2 separate regions of the Homo sapiens genome follow, and region 2 is linked to region 1. A link is an interaction called in ENCODE POLR2A ChIA-PET data of the cell type or tissue named here. Cell type or tissue: GM12878. All regions are shown on one strand.

The links. ChIA-PET counts read pairs that join two places held together with the same protein. Peaks named below come from ENCODE experiments on the same cell type or tissue, not always from the same donor. Only the 100,000 strongest peaks of a DNase experiment are listed, where the experiment ranks them.
Region 2: POLR2A ChIA-PET joins it to region 1 with 5 read pairs; 2 of 35 experiments call an interaction of 5 or more read pairs at or near these places.

The regions. Positions count from the first base shown.
Region 1 is chr7:120,274,629-120,278,628 of GRCh38, forward strand. KCND2 (potassium voltage-gated channel subfamily D member 2) reads left to right here. Exons shown (of 6, transcript NM_012281.3): 1 at 1-1,119. The coding sequence starts at 5. Among named protein-coding and RNA genes, the nearest start is that of KCND2, 3.5 kb to the left of the region's middle. In GM12878, no CTCF peak of the experiment used is centred here; no DNase peak of the experiment used is centred here; H3K4me3 peaks cover 2,272 bases; H3K27ac peaks cover 256 bases.
Region 2 is chr7:120,334,918-120,338,917 of GRCh38, forward strand. The region is part of intron 1 of KCND2 (potassium voltage-gated channel subfamily D member 2); the gene reads left to right. Among named protein-coding and RNA genes, the nearest start is that of KCND2, 64 kb to the left of the region's middle. In GM12878, a CTCF peak has its summit at 2,554 (motif pointing right); no DNase peak of the experiment used is centred here.

The sequences.
Region 1 (4,000 bases):
AATCATGGCGGCGGGGGTGGCAGCGTGGCTGCCTTTTGCAAGGGCAGCGGCTATCGGGTGGATGCCTGTGGCCTCGGGGCCTATGCCGGCTCCCCCGAGGCAGGAGAGGAAAAGGACCCAAGATGCTCTCATTGTGCTGAATGTGAGTGGCACCCGCTTCCAGACGTGGCAGGACACCCTGGAACGTTACCCAGACACTCTACTGGGCAGTTCTGAGAGGGACTTTTTCTACCACCCAGAAACTCAGCAGTATTTCTTTGACCGTGACCCAGACATCTTCCGCCACATCCTGAATTTCTACCGCACTGGGAAGCTCCACTATCCTCGCCACGAGTGCATCTCTGCTTACGATGAAGAACTGGCCTTCTTTGGCCTCATCCCGGAAATCATCGGCGACTGCTGTTATGAGGAGTACAAGGATCGCAGGCGAGAGAACGCCGAGCGCCTGCAGGACGACGCGGATACCGACACCGCTGGGGAGAGCGCCTTGCCCACCATGACTGCAAGGCAGAGGGTCTGGAGGGCCTTCGAGAACCCCCACACCAGCACGATGGCCCTGGTGTTCTACTATGTCACGGGGTTTTTCATTGCCGTCTCTGTCATCGCGAATGTGGTGGAAACAGTGCCGTGCGGATCAAGCCCAGGTCACATTAAAGAACTGCCCTGTGGAGAGCGGTATGCTGTGGCCTTCTTCTGCTTGGACACGGCCTGCGTCATGATCTTCACAGTTGAGTATTTGCTTCGCCTGGCTGCAGCGCCTAGTCGTTACCGTTTTGTGCGTAGTGTCATGAGTATCATCGACGTGGTGGCCATCCTGCCTTATTACATTGGGCTGGTGATGACAGACAATGAGGACGTCAGCGGAGCCTTTGTCACACTCCGAGTCTTCCGGGTCTTCAGGATCTTTAAGTTTTCCCGCCACTCTCAAGGCCTGCGCATCCTGGGGTACACACTGAAGAGTTGTGCCTCAGAATTGGGCTTCTTGCTTTTCTCGCTCACCATGGCTATCATCATCTTCGCTACAGTTATGTTCTACGCAGAGAAGGGGTCTTCGGCTAGCAAGTTCACCAGCATCCCTGCAGCCTTCTGGTATACCATCGTCACCATGACAACACTAGGGTAGGTGCCATAATGGGAAATGGGATGGAGGTTGGGTATGGGTGAGGCGATTGTGGACCCATCGAGGTTACATGGTAACTCCGGGGAAATCATTTGTTTTCTTTCCTGAGTTTAGGAAAGCATTATCTAAATGGTTTGGCAAAACTCTTTTCATCTGTGAAATGGGTATAATACACACGTTGAAGTATTAAGGCATTGCTGGCAAATGTTGATGCCTGAAAGTGATAAAGATACAAAGAAATTTTAGAATTCCTGAATATATGAAAGTAGTAGCAATATTTATATTAATATATAAAAATATGACAATGAAAAACAAAATCTATGCCCTAATAAAGACACAAATATATACAATGTATATTGAAATGTCTATAAAGTGGTTCAATGCATTTAAATGAAAAGTTTCCAGGTATACTTGAACTATTATTTTCATATGAATAGATACTTATGGTGTACATTTTTCCTCTAAGAACCATAATTCCTATTTTACATCGTAATACATAGATTGTAGATGTAATTATCAAAGTATTTTATAATATATATGCACATATTCATATGTATGCACTTTAATTATGGTTGATAGGTTATTCAGTCTTTTAGAATATCAGAGCTGAAACTGATCAACTCTACAATATGCAGTGGAATTAAATTTGCAACATATTTCAAGCTCTAGGTTCATAGTTTCAAAAAAAGAAGCAAAAGACTGTCATCCACACATTTTTTTTTAGAATCTACAGATCCCATCAGGCAATGGGTCCACACCCATTAAATACACATAGAAGATAGAGCAGTATCTGGTAAGATTGATGGTCACCAAGGCTGGCTGTATTATAAAATTTGGGGTCCTAATTTCCTTTTAGAATTTTTTTGTGAATTCTTTTTTGGGGGTATAATGAAGTTCTGCAACCAAAGGGACAAATTTCTGAATTCATGCTGTTGTTTTTAATATACTTTTAGGGCTAGAATTAAGTTTTTTTAGGTAGTAGAGAAAAGGAAAGGAGGCAAATGATTAATAATGTTAAACTGCAGAAAAGTAGCAGCATTTTACATATTAGAGAATCTAATAAAATAAAATGGTTAGATCTTTTTACTTTTATGAGTTCTTAGATAAGCTGGGGAGTGATGTGAGTGCCTTTTCTTCAGCTTTGTGCTACTATTCTTGCATAGGTAATCAGTTTAGTGAGGATTTGGTAATGGCTATAAGAAAAAAGTTATTCCCAAGGCTACTCTTTAAGCTTTGTGTTTTTGGATAATTTAATTGGCTTCTTTAAATGACATTGTGGTTAAAGTCAACTTAATTTTATTAGACATATTGTGTTGTACAGAATTTCTCATGTCATGTGGCCAGCTAATGGAATAGTTTATATATGAAGAATTTTAGGCTAGGTTAAACAAGAAATTGGGGTAAAGAAAAATACAATGATTTATGATTTTTATTTAGTCTCATTTTTTTAAAGACCTACTGGTACATTTAAAAAATGAATTAGTGAAAATCCATGTTCTACTTCTTATATTTCCTTTTTATCTTGTTGGCAAATTTGTGACAGTTTATAAGGATAAGGATGATGCAGAATGCCTTCGCAGTGTAGGTGCTGATTCTTTATCAAAGAGGTTTGTTTTTGTTGTCTTGTCATTTTGTAGCAGGAGATCCTTATTAAGGACAAATGGGTAGTGCAAATCACCATCATGACGTCAAATTAGAAGTACACTTGAATAAAAAAGATTCTGTTTTAATAGGAAGGGAGAACTATTAAAATGAAATACACTTTAAAAATTTGGTATATATGGCTGTGTTTCTTGAGGTATCAGTGAATCATTTTAATGCTATATAGTGTCTATATGATTGAATATAGGTATAAAAAGAATGTTGATGAGAATTCTAATTTCATATAGCTAATAGTTCTATACTAGACTTGAGAAGTTAGCATTATTTTAAAACTTGTTTCTGGAAATGACTTTCCAATTTTTATTTTATTTTGAAGCTTATTTTTGTTTCAAGGAAAATATGAGACAACATTAAACATTAGTGACAATTTTTTATTATGTAAATAAAATACTTAAAAGCACCCATTTTTGAAAATATTTAAGAAATTGAATTATATTGCCTGAGTAAAATCTATGCAGTGGATTTAGTTCACATGTTTCATAGGTAAGTAAGTGGATTAGAAGCATTGAATACACACGCTTTCTCAGAACTTGGAAGCTAAGTGGAAGTTACTTTAAAGACTTAGCTTCACTGAATTTGAACATTTTAATTTTCAGGAAATTAAGCTAATTAATGATCCTGATGGAATAGAGCAGTCATACTTTTAAGATGTGGAAATGTCGATGTAATCAAAATGAGAACATATATGGACACTTGACAAATCATATGCTTTATAATATAACAGAATTTCATAGAAAAATGTCTTTAATTTCTCATCAAAATGTATTATGTATTGTACCCTGAAGAAACAGATTCTTATAAGCCCTGCCTTTTTGGTGCCATCTTTGTGACTCAGTTATTTAATAATACAAAATATTCAATAAAAGCCATTGCCTAACTTTATTGTTTAGGCTGTAGTTCTATACTTAGAGGATGAAGTGTAAGGTGCAAACTTTCTGGGAAATAATAGTTGAAGCCAATATCCAACTATGTCTGAATGATTATCAAGAGTTATCTGAGCTCTTTTTATGGGGCTATTAATTTTAATGGAGCTAAATGTTCTTCAATTAGTGATAATAGAAGTGAAAATGTGATTGTAAACAGTGGTTATTGAAAGTTCCATCTCGTATGAACGTTATCTACATGAGAATAAATAACCAAGAGCTTTGTCATTCAGGACTGGCAGAATCATTTGCAGCTTCTAGAGTATTTTAGACAATATTCAGTTGGTTTTATGAT
Region 2 (4,000 bases), 60 kb after region 1:
ATGGTTCAGTAATCCATTCTCCAACATGGATAGGACAAGCACCGGATGTGGAGATGACACCATGAAGAGTACAGCTTGACCATGTTAAGTCTGTCAAGTCTTACTCGCATCCCCACTGAAGAGGAAAAGGCTAGGAGAATAAAATTGAGTTTAAAAAGTAATCCTGGCTGGGCGTGATGGCTCACACCTGTAATCCCAGCACTTTGGGAGGCCAAGGTGGGTGAATTACCTGAGGTGAGGAGTTTGAGACCAGACTGCAACATGGTGAAACCCCGTCTCTACTAAAAATACAAAAATTAGCTGGGCGTGGTAGTGCATGCCTGTAGTCCTAGCTACTCTGGAAGCTGAGGCAGAAGAATCACTTGAACCCAGGAGGCAGAGGTTGCAGTGAGAATATGCCACTGCACTCCAGCCTGGGCGACAGAGCAAGACTCTATCAAAAAAAAAAAAAAAAAAAAAGAAGGATAGGAACCATATAAATGAACCTGATAGCAGGCCTTGGTTTGTCCATGGCTTGCTTTATTTATTTATTTATTTATTTACTTACTTACTTATTTATTTATTTATTTATTTATTTATTTATTTATTAGACAGAGTCTCGCTCTGTCGCCCAGGCTGGAGTGCAGTGGTGCGATCTTGGCTCACTGCAAGCGCCACCTCCGGGTTCACGCCATTCTCCTGCCTCAGCCTCCTGGGTAGCTGGGACTACAGGCGCCCCCCACCACGCCTGGCTAATTTTTTGTATTTTTAGTAGAGATGGGGTTTCACCGTGTTAGCCAGGATGGTCTCAGTCTCCTGACCTTGTGATCCACCTGCCTCGTCCTCCCAAAGTGTTGGGATTACAGGCGTGAGCCACCGCGCCCGGCTGGCTTTTTTAAAGAAAAAATATTTCTTCCTTTTCTTCCCTGGCAGCAATAGTATGGCGATTGCCATTTACAAGTAAAACTTCACCAAACTTTTTACACTAGAAACACAGATTAATTACTAGGTTCTTTTAAATATTTTTTTTCTAGTATGCTCAAATACTTAATCAAACTTAGGAAAGAACAAATAAGCAATATCACAAATAATATTGCATAAGGAGTAAAAACATTCTAATGCAAAAACTCAAAACCATAATTCCTAATTTTTTTGGCTAACCATTATTTTTTAAGGTGGGATAAACATATAGTTATATATTTTTTCTTTTAAAAAAATTTTCATCACAGGAATTAGTCGGAAGTAACCAAACGCACTGCTCAAGAATATTGTAGAATTTATTTAAGGGCAATGTTGATAGCTAAATCAGATTATGTCTATAGACATTTTCAAATCTGAGCATCCTTGGTTCTGTTAATAATTACCCCGCTTTCGCAGTCCCAATCTCTTAAATTTGGGATTTTCTGAAGATTGTTCATATTGTCATCCAATTTGAAAATGCCAACTTCTCTTTTTATTTTTCTTTTTAGGGTCATATATGTTTTAGAGTGGGCTTTTTCCAAGTCTCTTGACACGGTCCATCTTGTGATTGCATGTGTAACTTCTTCCTTATGAAGACATTGTTTTTTGAAGCCAGGTTCCGTATATTATAGAGTTGAATTTTATTAGCATTTATTACTTTATTAGTATAGGGATGTAGATAGTAGCTATAGTATTTATTTTATAAATGGATAAATAATTACATAAACCATTTGGATTTTAAGTTTTAATGAAGCCAGTAAAGTCCTTCTCCATGTAGAGATAGCATTATTCCAGTTCTTTGCTGATTATCTTTCTGAAAATAAAATCAGTTTTTCTAATGGTAGAAGCCCAAAAGAGATGAGAAAAAAAAATCACTTTTATGTGTACAGACATAAGGGTGCATACATATCAGCTAGGATGTGTGTTAAAATCCTCAAATAAGTGGAAGATTAAAGGAAAAGCCCAAATCAGTGTTTTTAGAAGGATCTCTAGGAGGCCACTCTCTTGAACCCTAAAACACTAAAATTAAATTTTAAAAAACTGGTCTAATAAATTAGTTTCTCTCCATCATGGCTTTGTTTACAACTTAAGCTCTCTATCTCCACCTGAAAGGGAAGATTGACTATACAAAAAATTTAGTTAACTTTTGTTTGGCTTTTTTTTTCTTGGAAAATTCATATGACAAGTAAAACAAAGAAAAATAATAGAAGCCTCTCCACGTATGTAACTTTAAGGTTTCTCACAATTTCGAGAGCTTGTCATGCTACAAGGTGAAAGTCATTCCTTTAAAAAAAGTATACGATTTAATTTTGAAACAAGAGGAACTGGATAATATTGTTTTTCACCACCTAGAAAACCAAATAAGATTCTTTTTATTTATTTAGTCTTTGCAAATAGGTAATTTAACACATTCAGTATATTGTGAAAGAATTGCCATGCAGGTAGTAATTTTGGCAATTGAAGTTGAAGTCATTTTTAAATCTCCTATTCAAGCAAAGATTATCAAACCTAAGATGTATGTAAAAACATCAGGGCCTAGCAAAGATTTTGTTTAGTGAGCCTCTGTCAGCTCAGAGAGTATATAGTGGAGCAGTGTGGAATATTAGAACATTGCCACTAGGGGCAGGAGACCTGGGTTCTGTTAATGAGTAGGTATTTTTAAGACTTTCACTTCTATTTCTCCATTATCAAAACCAGGAGATTGTAATAGACTACAGTAAATTCTCTTCCCATTCTAAAGTCATATATCTGTAACTTTAACTTTCTAGATCAAGAAACTAATAGGTGTATGTGTATAAAGATGCAGGTAAGCCAACACCTGCAAATAACATGTGCATATAATGAAAAATAAGCACAAGTCTAGAAAGAGCAAAAGGAAGAAAGATAATAACTGATTATTCGTTTACAAAAGTTGTAATGAGGTGTGATTATTGTTTTGGAAACAAACTTTATATATTTTCTGACATTGTATCAAGAACTTTCTTCTGAGAAATGATCCTAAGACACTGTATTCTTTTGAAGTTTTAAAAGTTTTTATTGAGCTGCCCAGAAAAAAGTCTGTTTGAACATAATATGCTGACATGGTGCATCAAAAAAGTCAAGCTGTTTTACATTTCAGAGTTTCACAGTGATAAAAATTGTCCTTTTATCCATTAAATATAACATCTTTACACAGGAGAGCTCTGATATGAAGATCTTTAGAAATTTGAGGAGTTAATGGGTACTTAGATGTTTGTTATTCCTGATTGCTGTGCTGTCATTAGGCATCATAATTATGAATATTTCATTGTCTCATGTCATTTTATCACTTTTTAAATTCATTTGTGTCTTAGTGTGGTACGCTAATCACAAGTTCAAAACAACTAAAATATGAAAAACCTTTACAATTCAGACATAGTGTTTGGGTTTTGTTTGTATCCAGTATCTCTTACTTCTCACTAGATAATAGAAAGTACAGTGACTTTTCTAAGTTATATAGCCAATCTTTCCCTGACTTATTTTGGGCTTTGTTTTTTATCTAAATGTTGTACATTTTTGCTTTCATTCTTTTTTAAGGGCTTTGTTTTTTATCTAAATATCGTATGTTTTTGCTTCCATTCTTCAACTATTTAATGTGAAGATAGATTTTTTAAAGCATATTGAAATGGTATTTTGAAGTTAACTATAGAATATTCTACCACGTTCTTTTTTATTATTTTTTGTTTTCTATAGGCCTAGTATTTCTTGGGGATATGATTTTATCAACCGAAATTTTTCTTATAATGAGAAAACTTACAAAATAATTTTAAATTTTAAATTATGTTTTAAATGTTTTGAAGGTTGTCTACATTTATAGACATTTGATATGTTTTTAAATTTATTTTAGTTGTATAATTGTTTTAAATTGTCAGTTAATAAAATAGTTATTTGGTTTATTTGGCAAACATATATTTATATGCACTCATAATTTTCTACAGAGAGTTGGGTGTAGTAAAGAACACTAGTCTACTAGAAAAGAGACCTGGTGTCACATTCTAACCTTGCTACTATCTTTTTTTTTTGAGACAGAGTCTCACTCTGG